4 separate regions of the Homo sapiens genome follow, and all the other regions are linked to region 2. The links are chromatin contacts, found by Hi-C or POLR2A ChIA-PET in ENCODE. All regions are on one chromosome and are shown on one strand. Each heading gives the region's core, a stretch centred on a gene start or an enhancer-like site at or near the end of the contact. The rest is flanking DNA. Distances are from core to core; before and after follow the strand shown. Region 1 holds the start of PKD1L1 (polycystin 1 like 1, transient receptor potential channel interacting). Region 2 overlaps PKD1L1 (polycystin 1 like 1, transient receptor potential channel interacting). Region 3 has its middle 17 kb from the start of LINC02902. Region 4 has its middle 36 kb from the start of LINC02902.

Region 1 (3,052 bases), core at 251-2,750, 130 kb before region 2:
GGCAGTGTGAGAAGAGCAGAGGTGGCAGCAGGCCCCAGGAGACAGGTGTGTTAGGTCAACAGCAGGCCCCTTAACCCACCACAGGGCTCTGGTTACTCACCTCATTGGCAGCAAAGTTCCAGAAAACACAGGATCCAAGGCCGGACACCCGTAGCTTGGTTCATCATTGTTCAAGGGGTCTGTGTTCCCATCTGAGAAAGAGCTTGTGCCTGAAAACGTTCCCACTCTTCTTGGTATCACTCTCTTCAGAGTGGAGAGAAAAAATATCTAGTGTTCTGAGTAAAACATTAAGTTTTCTAAAATCTCTGAAGGTTTAAATGTTGGTATAAAGAACTAAGACAACTAACAAGTGCTTTAAAAATATAAGAGAAAATGTTTCGTAATGGAGAGAACTCAGTCTGACCCGCCAGTTGCAAACAAGGAGAGGTGCAGGAGGTTCGGAACCAGATCATTCCTAGGTTCTGCCGTAAGACAGAGTGCGCCTAGTGTGTGCCTTGCCAGCCTTCCTTAGGAATGCTCTTCTGCTCTTGTGGAAGGTATCCTGTTCCCCAGTGCAGTTGTGGACAGTTACAGCTTTTTTTTTTTTTTTTTTTTTTTGAGACAGAGCCTCGCTCTGTTGCCCAGGCTGGAGTGTGGTGGCACGATCTCGGCTCACTGCAACCTCCGCCTCTCGGTTTCGAGCAATTCTCCTGCCTCAGCCTCCCGAGTAGCTGGGACTACAGGTGCGTGCCACCATGCCTGGCTAATTTTTGTATTTTTAGTAGAGACGGGGTTTCACTATGCTGGCCAGGCTGGTCTCGAGCTCCTGACCTCGTGATCCGCCCACCTCGACCTCCCAAAGTGTTGGGATTATAGGCGTGAGCCACCGCGCCCAGCCAACAGTTACAGCTTTTTATTCTCAGACTTCTCTCAGCTTCCATGTACAGTCTCTCCCTTGAGTAGTGATCTGTTTCAGGCAGCCACAAAGATCCCTACCTAAAACACACTTTTGTTTTGTTTTGTTTTGTTTCATTTTGTTTTTGAGGCAGAGTCTCACTCTATTGCACAGTGGTGCAATCTCGTCTCACTGCAACCTCCACCTCCTAGGTTCAAGCAATTCTCTCGCCTGAGCCTCCTGGGTAACTGGGATTACAGATGTGTGCCACCACACTTGGCTATTTTTGTATTTTTAGTAGAGACGGGGTTTCACCATATTGGCCAGGCTGGTCTCAAACTTCTGGCCTCAAGTGATCCACCCACCTTGGCCTCCCAAATTGCTGGGATTACAGACATGAGCCACCACGTCTGTCAAAAGCACACTTCTTAGGAAGGAATTTGTCTGACAGTGTTAGGAAAACAAAAGCTGTTTCTGCTTGGGAAAATGTTACTGGAGTTTGGATTTTTCCCTCTGTGTTTGATGTGTGTCCTGATAAGAGGTCACAAGTACAGAAGCTGGAAGCATTAAGCTCTATTTCTTTGTCTTCCAGAGGATGTAGGAAGAAGCTGGTCTGCTGACTGTCATACTTGTGACCAGCTTGCACAGGACATGGCCGAGGAGGCAGCCCAGAACATTTCTGATGACCAGGAAAGGTGAGTTATCACTGTTCTCAGAGGGTTTGGTAAGCTTGATTTTAAAGTATGCATTCAGAAATTTTCTTTCAAAAGTCATCACCTCTAGGATGTGGGCTCACTCTGGCACGAGTGGAGGCCCTGTACCAGGAGGGTGCATTTGGCCGGCGGGGTCAGTTCAGAGGTTGGAGTTGGTGTTGAGAATGGAGTTTTTTCCTGAAGGCTTTTGAGAAGACTCCTCCAAGCGGATGCCTTCAGCCATGAGAAGTGCTGATTGCTCTTCCTGCAAATGCAGGATACCTTCCAAGTTCGAGGACTTTCTGCTGCCTGGTAGTAGACAAAGTTAAGCTATCTGCTTGTCTGCTAGGTCCCTTGCATGGAGACCAGGAGAAACCTGGCACAGGAAGAGATCATGGGGTCTTGGCCCAGGGGTCTTATTTCTTTTTTTTTGAGACGGAGTCTCTCTCTGTTGCCCAGGCTCGAGTGCAGAGGTGCGATCTTGGCTCACTGCAAGCTCTGCCTCCTGGGTTCATGCCATTTATCCTGCCTCAGCCTCCCAAGTAGCTGGGACCACAGGCGCCCACCACCACGCCCGACTAATTTTTTGTATTTTTAGTAGAGACGGGGTTTCACTGTGTTAGCCAGGATGGTCTCGATCTCCTGACCTTGTGATCTGCCCGCCTTGGCCTCCCAAAGTACTGGGATTACAGGCATAAGCCACCGCACCCAGCCTCCATGGGTCTTATTTCTAAACCCTCTTCCCCATGCTCTGTGCGCGCCAGCACCCATGTGTTGTTGAGGCTGGGCAGCCTGTGTGCTCTGCTGTTGACTGTCTCATGGCAGTGTGACATGGTGCAAACCTCCATGCCCCCTTTCCTGGGCGTGAGGCCAGCAAGGTGACCTGCCTGTGGGATGTGGTAAGGACCCAGGTGGGTCACCGCTGTCCCCTGGCCTGGCATGATGGGAGCCTGTGCCTGCAGATCTTGCCCAGTGGGGTACCCCGCCACTGCAGGTCACTTTACCTCCTCACCCCCAGATTTCTCATCCTGAAAATCTGAGTACCCCTGTTGTCACATCTGTAAACTCCAGAGGGTCGTTATAAAAATCAGTATCCTTGATGAATGCTTGCTGTCAGCATTTCTGCCTTTGTTAGCTTACTGTCTTTGTGCCATCACCATCATTTTATCAAAGAAACCCAAAGCAAACCAGGATGAGAAAATGAGGCTGCACGTGTTGACGGGGTTGGTCACATTCATGCTTGGAAATTTCTTTGCCTTATGTCACTCACTGCTGCCAAGCATTGTCTGATTTTGGCTACAATTTTTTCCCTTATTTTTTCTGGTTACCTCATGTTTCTTTTATTCCAAATGCCCATGCTCCTGCAGACTCCCAGAGCCTTGATGTTGGCCCAATTTGACCTTCACTCTTATCAGTCAGGGAATTGCAAGGAATTACCCCTTTGCCCTTAGAAAGGAAAGAAAAGCTGAGGAGCGGAAGTCGCTGA
Region 2 (3,265 bases), core at 293-2,792:
GTGCACCTTCCCCATGTTTCACATCCCACATATGAAATACTGGAAAGATTGTCACCATTTCCCTGGTAGTAATAAAACCCCCTTCCATTCACAGACTTTGGACACGTTCTTAGCATCTCGTTTGGGGTAAATAGCAAAACAAGGATATTTGAAGGAATTTTAAGTTCTGTGCCAAAACAGGGTCTTGCAGTTTCTTTTTTGCTGGAGACCTCAGAGTTCTTCTATCAAAGCCTATGGTTGCAGTTCGTAATAACTGACACTCAATTTCTAACAGTTTTTTTTTTTCCTTTTTGAGACAGTTTTGCTCTTGTCACCCAGGCTGGAGTGCAATGGCGCCATCTCAGCTCACTGCAATCTCCACCTCCCAGGTTCAAGCGATTCTCCTGCCTCAGCCTCCCAAGTAGCTGGGATTACAGGCATGTGCCACCACGCTTGGCTAATTTTTTTGTATTTTTAGCAGAGATGGGGTTTCACCATGTTCGTCAGGCTGGTCTTGAACTCCTGACCTCAAGTGATCCACCCGCCTCGGCCTCCCAAAGTGCTGGGATTACAGGTGTGCGCCACTACGCCCGGCCTTCAGTTTCTAACACCTCTCAAGTTCTTGATCATTTCTCAAGCTGTTCATTTGCTTCTTCCTCCTTCTTTCTATAAGTAGTAGATGTTGATCATAGGTAAATCTAGCAGAACTGAAAAGTGTAAAGCAGAAAAATTTCCGTGATACCACCAGGCAAAGGCAAGCATGATAGCATTTTGTTGTGTCATATTTCTTTTCCATGTCTCAGTGCTTCTAAAATTGGGATGCATATTGTCATCAACAGGTGCATTTAATGTAGTCTTCTTTTTTTTGAGAGTTGTTCTTGAATCCATGGTTAGGCTTTATTTTCACCTGCCACAAACAGTCAGTCTGATAGTCCTTTCAAGGCAGTGTGGCTTTGAATTATAAAGTGCATGATATGAAATAATATTGGTTCTTTGCTATGATTTCAATGCTGGTAAATACAATAATTCAGTGTGTTCCAGGAGTTACCTTATTTACTCTGGTGAATATTTAAAGACACATTTATGCAGCAACTCTATCAGTGTGTTTGTTGCCTTTGACTAAGTAATTCAATTTGACGTAAATACTTTTTGGTTGGATTTTTTGGCAGAAGTGAGTGGCTGGAAAGTCAATTTAATCTTATCAATTATTTCAGAACATATTTATCTTTATTTTTGTGAGAGAGGGTTATTCATACGCAGCAAGATAATGGCTAATGGATATTGTCCCCTTTGTCAGTGTTGTGACCCACTCGTAAGGTAAGACCTGGAAGTCCCAGTGCTATGAGTCTGGGTGTTCTGTAGCTCAGTAATCCAAGTTGTTTTGTTTTTTTTTTTCTGCTGAGCATTGTAATAGTGAAATTAAGTGGAATTTTCTGCCTCCTCATTTGTGAAACCAGCAGTTATTTCCATCCATGACCAACTTTTCAGCTCTCCTATCCGTGCAAGTGCACAGCCTGTGCCAGTAGGTGGTGCTGTGTGCAAAACAAAGTGATAATTTGGGTCCTCAATGGAAATGGAAATCTAAACATGAAAAACCTCTGGCTTTTGCTAGTTTATTTTTCATCTCACATTTCACAAGTCAACATTATTTGACATATTTCTCATATGAATTGTTGCTTCTTGATATTCAAATCAGAAATATCGCAGCTGAGATAATGTTTGTGAGATCTCTCAGGTGCACATGAGATTGATGTGCTCACATTCACAACTCCTGGATTTACATAGACCTTATGTTTCCCATAGGGATGCAAAACCTCACTGCCTCTGGGTGCTCTGGCCACCAGGCAGGGATATTCAAGTATCCTGGTTGGTAATGGAATGTTTAAAGTGGACCCTCTCCGTCTCACCCCCTAGCCCCCAATACCTAATCCTGAAACATCAACAACAACTTAGGGTTTGGCATTTACTAGCATTCCAGATAGAGAAGCTAAATAAGCCCAGGAGTGGAAATGGATGAAACAGAGTTCCGAGACTGGGCCCCCAACTCATGTTTGGTTGCCAGGTGACTCTGGCAAGTGCTCGGACTTAGCATCTTCATCTATAAAGGGAGGGAACTGGACTACTGAGTAGTCATTGCGTTCTTGGATTTTGCCATATTTAAGTTGTATTTGAAGTGTTTCTGAACTTATGAAAGACTTCATGAAGTTCCAAAAAAAAATAATAAAACAAAAAATAAACCAGCAAATAAAGCACCAATCAATGAAGCAAGCGTTCTATCCAAGTGCCATAAAAGTAAAATAACAGCTGATTTTATCTTTTGCATTGTTTAGCCAGCTTTGTGGGCTTATTTTATATAATTGCGGTAACTAATACAGACAGGGCCAGAATACTCCTGGCTCATTTGGTTCACTACCTGCACTTTGGGTGTGCCAGGAGTGAGGTGTGAGATGTCTGCAGTCTGGCCATTGGGCCTTTTGGCTTTGGGTTATTTTCAGGGCTTTTTAACTTAGTTTCTTAATGTTATTCCAATAGGGAAGCAAGTGTCAAGAAGTGATACCATTTCCCCGAAAGTGGTGCAAACTCAACATGGCTATAATGTCTATACTTTATTCTTTAAAAACACAGAAAATGGATCATATTAGTTGCTATAAATGTACAATGTTTGTCGTCAAATCATCTTGCTTCCCACAGCAGATGCTCAACACTTTCCTCTGTTGAAAATTCACCTCCAGCCATCCTTTGCCTCTTTCCTACCCTCCCGCCCTTTTCACTGCATCTCTGTGCCCCCTGGCTCATTCTTCCTTTCCTTTGGCGTGAATATTTGCAGAGATGTATCTGCTCACCTTATGCCTCCCATCTCTGTCTCCATCTGTGTTCTCCTTTCCTGATGCCTCTCTGTTGCTTCATTCCACCCTCTGGGTGCTCTGGCAGGCCTCCAATTTGCTCTGCATTTGATAGTTTGACAAAACTTGTAGAGAAGTCCAGAGTTAAGAACCAGCACCCAATAAAAGACCTGCAAAGATTAAGTTCTAAAGATGTATAAACCAATGAAGATCAAATACTTGAAAGGATAAGAGATCATTTCTTCGTAAGAAAAAAGAAATAAAACCAGTCAGATAAATTAATTCACTAGACTTTTACTCATACATGCTATGGAAATTTTTTTTTTGAGACAGAGCCTTGCTCTGTTGCCCAGGCTGGAGTGCAGTGACGCGATCTCGGCTCACTGCAGCCTCTGCCTCCCGGGTTCAAGGAATTCTCCTGCCTCAGCCCCCCAAGTAGCTGA
Region 3 (3,372 bases), core at 339-2,838, 150 kb after region 2:
TTTTTGTATTTTTAGTAGAGACGTGGTTTCACCATGTTAGCCAGGATGGTCTCGATCTCCTGACCTTGTGATCCACCTGCCTTGGCCTCCCAAAGTACTGGGATTACAGGTGTAAGCCACTGCACCTGGCCCGGGTTGCTCCATTTTTCATCCTTCCACACTCTCCGGGCCCCTCCTCAGACCAGGCCCTAAGACTGCAGGAGCCAGCGTGTGCAGGCCCCCATAAAATCAGAGGCTACTTCTGCAGCAATCCACTGAAAACGGAGTGAACAGACTGCATAAACCAGTGTTCATTCACAGGCTCTTAAGGCACTAAATGTAAATTAGATAAATGGTGCAATGCCTAATTTCATTCCTACCGTGCTTTTTCTTAGGTTAATTTGGTGGGGTAGAAACGCACCTGTATCTACAGCCTTTGTCCATCACCCACCTGTTCCTGTTGGAGGGGAGTGATGGATGGCCGATGAGATGAGGTTCCTTTTATTCCATATGGCCACACATTATCCCCTTCAAGCCTACCCTTTGCAATGACCATTCAATCTGTCTTTCTAGCTGGGGACTCAGGCCACCAGGTCCCTTTGGTTTCTCCTGGGCCTTTGTAAGATGCCCCTTTGATGTGTTCTTTCTCGTTTGTTTAAACACCACCATGGGATTCTTGCAGGCTGCAATCCAGAGACCAACTGGGTGGCCTTGCTTTTTTATGCAGAAGTGTTGAGAAAGACCTGTCAAACCCTGGGGATAATTAGCCTTTATTGCTTCTCATTAAGACACAGATTGTCACTCAGCACAGATGTGACCCATGGGGCTGAGGCGGCTGCTTCTATGGCCTCCTGCCTTTCTCAGTTACCTGATTGGGAGAAAACTTTGATTTCCATCTTCACATTCCTTAGGTGAAACGTCACCATTGTTTCCCCACATGATGAGTGTATATTTTCTTCAAGGAACATAGTCAGAACCTAAATGTTATATGATGTGGTCTGGCTGTGTGAGAACAAACAACTAATCAATTGGGAGGAAAAAGTAAAATAGCAATTATAGGTTAATGAAACTTCTACTCTCAGACTGATCGATACTGACTTTTCTTTTTAATTTTTGTATCTGGAGATAATTGTAGATCCCCAGGAACTTGCAAAGATAGCAGAGAGAACGCCCATACACGCCTCACCCAGTTCCCCCAATCTTTCATAACTATAGCACAATGTCAAAGCCAGAAAATGGGCGCTGCTTCAGTGTGTGGGTGTAGTTCTATGTCATCTTATCACACGTGAAGATTTGTGTTACCATTGCAATCCAGGCACAGAAGTGTCCCACTGCCACATAGCTCTCCCTCCTGCTACCTCTTTAGAGGTATAACCCTCTCCTCCCTCACAGCCCTAACCCCTAGCAACCACCACTCATTTGTTTTCCAAATATCACTGTGAGAGGCAAGGAAAAGGAACTCTCAGTGTGGCCAAAAGGCATGAAGAGGCATCTCACCAAAGAGGACATACAGGTGCCAAATAAGCAAATGAAAAGGCATCAGTGGGGCCTTTAAGGAAGTGGAAGATCAGATCACATGAGATATTGCTGCTCACCTATCTTCATGGCTAACATGAAAAACAGGACCCACACCACACGCGGGTGAGGCTGCGGAGACACTGGCTCCCTCAAACATTGCTAGAACGTGGTGCAGCCCCTCTGGGATTTTCTTTTTACCAACATGAATCTTTTTAGCTTTCATTCAATTACACAAAGCTCCCCAAATAGTAGGTCATTCAGCCTTGCCTATAACCAGAGCTTTTGTAGACTTGAGAACACTAACAAAAAAAATTCCCATACCATCCAGGCCAGTCTTGCTCTAACAGTGTGGTTTGATGAATCTGGGTCAGGCCTGGGCACTGAGCTCACCACCGACACTGCGGGGGACTCTAAAGCACAGCCAGGCCGGGCGCGGTGGCTCACGCCTGTAATCCCAGCACTTTGGGAGGCCGAGATGGGTGGATCACTTGAGGTCAGGAGTTCAAAACCAGCCTGGCCAACAAGGTGAAACCCCGACTCTACTAAAAATAGAAAAAAAATTAGCCAGGCATGGTGATGGGGGCCTGTAATCCCAGCTACTTGGGAGGCTGAGGCAGGAGAATTGCTTGAACCTGGGAAGCGGAGGTTGCAGTGAGCAGAGACGGCACCACTGCACTCCAGCTTGGGAGACTCCGTCTCAAAAAAATAAATAAATAAATAAATAAATAAATAAATAAAAATAAAGCGCAGCCAGAACTGGGATCCATAGATCTCAGCAGCTGAGCTTGATGCACACCCCGAGGGACCAAGTGCTGTCCCTTCGTTCTCTCCCCGACCCCCAGGCTGTGTGCTCCCTGGACTCTGTGCCCAGCCCCGGGGGGTTAGGCGGGTTCCCAAATGCCATGGCTCAACCTTCCACGTATGCCTATGTGTTCTGATGCTTAGAAGGCCCTGGCCTCCAATCTGGCAGACTCCGGCCTATCTACCCCTTCGGAGCCCCCCCAGAGCCCTCCCCTCACTCCACCGCCGTGCATGCCGTTTTGAATTCTAGTTGCCTATGGAAACCTCTCTTCTGCACTAGACCCTAAAGGGCAGGGTCCACATCTGACTCCTCCCGTGCCCCCAACCTCTGGTACACAGAAGATGCTCAATAATGTCTGTAAGCTAAGCCCTTAGTAAGCCTGGTGAGGAGAGTGTTCATGTAAGCCCCATTTTGTAGAAGAGAGGACACGTAGATGGGTGAAGCCTGGGTTCCTGAGGAAGACGTTGGATTTTCCTCATTCCTAGGCAATGCATGCCTGTTGTGGAAAACTCAAAAAATATACTCAAGGAAGTTAAAAAATGTAAGCCCTACACAATCCCACCATCACCGCCAATGGGCTGCTGTTGTAACTTTCCAGATGCTGTGCTGTGACAGCCTTGAATTTGCATATTGCTAAAAGGAAGTGTCAAGTTTAGGCTAAGAAACAAATGAATGTCAAAAGTGGAAGCACAGAGCTTGAAGTTCAAGGTCAGCAGAGTCTCGCTGCAGGTGTCATCTGTGGGGAGCGAAGGCGTCTGGACCCAGCTGTGAATCCTGCTCAGTGCCCGCCTGGGCTGTACCTGCTTTGCAAACTGGCGCTCTCATATGCATGTTAACAAGCACACTGGGGCCCTCCCTGTTTTTACATATTTGTTTTTTTGTTTGTTTTGTTTTTTGGTTTTTTTTTTTTTTTTTTTTGAGGTAGAGTCTCACTCTGTCACCCAAGGTGGAGTGCAGTAGCGCGATCTCAGCTCACTGCAACCTCCACCTCCTGGGTTTAAGCATTTTCCCCTGCCTTGTGCCTCCCGAGTAGCTGGGATTACAGGCATGAACCACCACACCTGGCTAATTTT
Region 4 (3,259 bases), core at 711-3,210, 130 kb after region 2:
TGGGTGAAGTGTGCATCCTACAATTGACACAGAGTGAATGCATGGATATGGAGTTACCCAGCAAGGGTTACTTCATCCAGTGAAGTAATGGCGAAACATGGAGATGCTCAGCATAGGAGCCTAAGGTTACGGAAAGAGACTGGGCTGGAAATAAACTGCAGTGCATTCATCGTTCGTAGGGGATGGTTGCCACCTTGAGAGCTGAGGCCATCCTGGGCCTGTGTGAAGAATGAGAATAGCTGGGAGGCAGGAGGGGGAATCAGCCCAGGACTAAGGGTGCTGGAGTAAAAGCCCAGAGAGGAGCTACCAGACAAGCAGGCAACGTCCCAGGTGAGGCTGAGGTCCCCAACATCACGAAGACTACAGTGTCAGGAAGAGGTAAAGACATTCCCAACGCCTTAAATGAGGACTGAAAAGTTGGTAGTGTGTCCTTCTAAGGACAGATACCCAGTGGGTTTCCAGATCTAGACAGTGGAAGAGATTTGGTACTGTGCCTCAGAGAATCGGGCTTTTGGGCCTTCCACTGGACTGTCTCTTCCCCATTCACATCTTCCAGAACTTTATCACCTTACACATAGCTCTCCCCAACTTCTATCTTTCCCTCCTGCCAAGATTTAATCTTTCCACTTTCTTTTTTCTTTTTTTTTTTTTTGAGACGGAGTCTTGCTCTGTCACCCAGGCTGGAGTGCAGTGGCACAATCTCGGCTCACTGCAAGCTCCACCTCCCGGGTTCACGCCATTCTCCTGCCTCAGCCTCCCGAGTAGCTGGGACTACAGGCGCCTGCCACCACGCCCGGCTAATTTTTTGTATTTTTTAGTAGAGACAGGGTTTCACCGTGTTAACCAGGATGGTCTCGATCTCCTGACCCCATGATCCACCCACCTCAGCCTCCCAAAGTGCTGGGATTACAGGCGTGAGCCAATGCACCCGGCCAGTCTTTCCACTTTCCAAATAATAATTCTACAGTCAGGGAAAGAACAGTTAAGATGAGAAACAGAAAGTTATTTTAATTCATTAGTTCTTTGAAATGGCTCATTAAAAATATTCCAGTGACTTTATGTTTAAATGATTTCATTAAAAAAGAAACTATGAGATGTTAAAGTCTTCAAAATTTGAAAGAAAGGGGAAAATCATATTTTTAGACTCAAGGACAAAATGTTCCTTGTCTACTTCTACTTAGCTTTCTGTAATGAAAGATGTTAAAAATATCCAAAGACAAATAACTGCAAAAGAGCACTCCTTCCAGTAACCTTCACCCTGATGCTTTTTTTAATAAGGACCAGCATTGTGGATTTTCTAAAAGTCATAAATTACTTTGATATTTTTTAGTAATACAGTAACCATATGTTTAATATGAGCAAACCATGACTAAAAATTATGTGTTGCTCTTGGAAAAGTTAAATTTTCTACTTGTGTCTAATATAAGCCAGCGCATCTTTTTAAATATAAGATCAAAAAAGGTCATATTTAATGGTCAAAAACTACACATCAAAGATACAGGTTAAAAAAATCATATCCTTTGTCTTAAAAATATTCCACACTTGGTGGGGCGCCGTGGCTGACGCCTGTAATTCCAGCACTTTGGGAGGCTGAGGCGGGCGGATCATGAGGTCAGGAGATCGATACCATCCTGGCTAACACAGTGAAACCCCATCTCTACTGAAAATACAAAAAATTAGCTGGGCATGGTGGCAGGTGCCTGTAGTCCCAGCTACTCGGGAGGCTGAGGCAGGAAAATGGCAGGAACCCGGGAAGCGGAGCTTGCAGTGAGCCGAGATCGCACCACTTCTGCACTCCAGCCTGGGTGACAGAATGAGACTCTGTCAAAAAAAAAAAAAAGTCCACACTTAACAGCTCTGTATAATCTACATTTGATTCAAAGAAAGCCAGTGAATCATCAAGCATTTTCTGGTGGTGCATAGAAAGCAAAGGCCTGCTGTGTCCATCTGGCCTGCAGGCCCAAGTCTGCTTCGGAAACCTCACAAAAGGGGGCTGCAGTCCTGGCCATCCTGAATTCCAGGGTGTCGTGATCCTGGAACATTCACACATTTTAAAAGTCACTCTCTCCAGATGGGTCACTGTAAGAAACGATGGATGACTCATGAGTTATTTGGTAGCACACATTTTAAAAATATTTTTCAAGGCAAAGTAACAGAGAGAGAAGTTAACAGTTTTCTTAAATGAAAATAAGATTTTAAATAGATTACACAATCCTCTAGATTAGAGTAGTTTGAAGCACATGAATGGCAAGGTGAATGCCCTTAGCTAACATTAAATCAGGCAACTCTGATAAGCAGCCCTTTCAGCAGTGTTCTACAGTTATTATTTAAGACAAGGAAATAAACATTTGTTAAAATGTTTATGATGTACCAGAAATCTGTCTGATTGCTTATTTAATTCTTATGACAACTCTATGAGGCAGGAATTATTATTATTTATTTTTATTTTTATTTTTATTTTTTTAAGATGGAGTTTCACTCTCTCTCCCAGGCTGGAGCGCAGTAGCATGATCTCGGCTCACTGCAACCTCTGCCACCTGGGTTCAAGCGATTCTCCTGCCTCAGCCTCCCAAGTAGCTGGGTTTACAGGCGTGCACCACCGTGCCTGGCTAATTTTTTGTTTTTTTAGTAGAGATGGGGTTTCACCACGTCGGTCAGGCTGGTTTCGAACTCCCAACCTCAGGTGATCCACCCACTTCGGCCTCCCAAAATGCTGGGATTATGGGCATGTGCCACCACGCCCGGCCCAAGGATTATTATCTTTATTTTACAAATGAAAAACAAGATGCAGAGTCAAAGTAGGCTGTCTATACTCACTAAAATACTTTAGCTACCTAAAATAACTCATCATAGAGCTAACATGTATAACTGACAAATAACTAATATATAATTGATAATAAATAGAACTGTATGAAACTATATGTATAGTATATACTGTTAAGCTACTAATGTATAGCTATACAATATATATTTAATGAGATATAAGTAATTATATAACTAATTACACTCATAATAAATAGAGCTGCAAGACACTTTTTTTTTTCTTTGAGACAGTCTCGATCTGTCGTCCAGGCTAGAGTGCAGTGATGGATCTCGGCTCACTGCAACCTCCACCTCCCTAGTTCAAGCGATTCTCCTGCCTCAGCCTCCCAAGTAGCTGGGATTACAGGCGTGTGCCACCACAGTGGCTAATTTTATTTTATTTTGTAGTTTTAGTAGAGATGGGGTTGTGCCATGTTGGCCAGGCTGGTCTCAAATT

What was found. A loop is a pair of places that touch in the nucleus more often than their neighbours do. ChIA-PET counts read pairs that join two places held with the same protein, here RNA polymerase II (POLR2A). Pooled maps may share reads with other maps.
Region 1: a loop to region 2 is called in a map of PC-9, with 2.6 times the contacts of the local background. The contact joins the promoter of PKD1L1 here to the enhancer-like site in region 2. A Hi-C loop is called at or near these places in 3 of 168 maps with a recorded cell type or tissue (OCI-LY7, PC-3 and PC-9) and 4 of 50 pooled maps. POLR2A ChIA-PET finds 5 or more read pairs at or near these places in 3 of 52 experiments (B cell, OCI-LY7 and Panc1).
Region 3: a map of B cell shows a loop between it and region 2 (7-fold over the local background). The contact joins two enhancer-like sites. A Hi-C loop is called at or near these places in 4 of 168 maps with a recorded cell type or tissue (B cell, MCF 10A, OCI-LY7 and 1 more), 1 of 37 single-sample maps with no recorded cell type and 7 of 50 pooled maps. POLR2A ChIA-PET finds 5 or more read pairs at or near these places in 5 of 52 experiments (BJ, Caco-2, H1 and 2 more).
Region 4: a loop to region 2 is called in a map of PC-9, with 8 times the contacts of the local background. The contact joins two enhancer-like sites. A Hi-C loop is called at or near these places in 2 of 168 maps with a recorded cell type or tissue (PC-9 and ascending aorta) and 6 of 50 pooled maps. POLR2A ChIA-PET finds 5 or more read pairs at or near these places in 3 of 52 experiments (BJ, Caco-2 and H1).

Annotation. Positions count from the first base shown.
Region 1 is chr7:47,946,914-47,949,965 of GRCh38, reverse strand. PKD1L1 (polycystin 1 like 1, transient receptor potential channel interacting) reads left to right here and starts at 1,500. Exons shown (of 57, transcript NM_138295.5): 1 at 1,500-1,569. The coding sequence starts at 1,526.
Region 2 is chr7:47,817,753-47,821,017 of GRCh38, reverse strand. All of the region lies in intron 46 of PKD1L1 (polycystin 1 like 1, transient receptor potential channel interacting), which reads left to right. It overlaps PKD1L1-AS1 (PKD1L1 antisense RNA 1), which reads right to left. Exons shown (of 4, transcript NR_161269.1): 3 at 2,823-2,992; 4 at 1,171-1,511. Among named protein-coding and RNA genes, the nearest start is that of PKD1L1-AS1, 24 kb to the right of the region's middle. Within about 2 kb of position 1,542, at least 3 of the 41 ENCODE cell types and tissues checked have a DNase peak (open chromatin) inside an H3K27ac peak, as active enhancers do; they include PC-9 and Panc1, where a contact is called at or near this core.
Region 3 is chr7:47,670,552-47,673,923 of GRCh38, reverse strand. No RefSeq gene overlaps it. Among named protein-coding and RNA genes, the nearest start is that of LINC02902, 17 kb to the right of the region's middle. RefSeq lists an enhancer at 852-1,730. Within about 2 kb of position 1,588, at least 3 of the 41 ENCODE cell types and tissues checked have a DNase peak (open chromatin) inside an H3K27ac peak, as active enhancers do.
Region 4 is chr7:47,690,097-47,693,355 of GRCh38, reverse strand. No RefSeq gene overlaps it. Among named protein-coding and RNA genes, the nearest start is that of LINC02902, 36 kb to the right of the region's middle. Within about 2 kb of position 1,960, at least 3 of the 41 ENCODE cell types and tissues checked have a DNase peak (open chromatin) inside an H3K27ac peak, as active enhancers do; they include PC-9, where a contact is called at or near this core.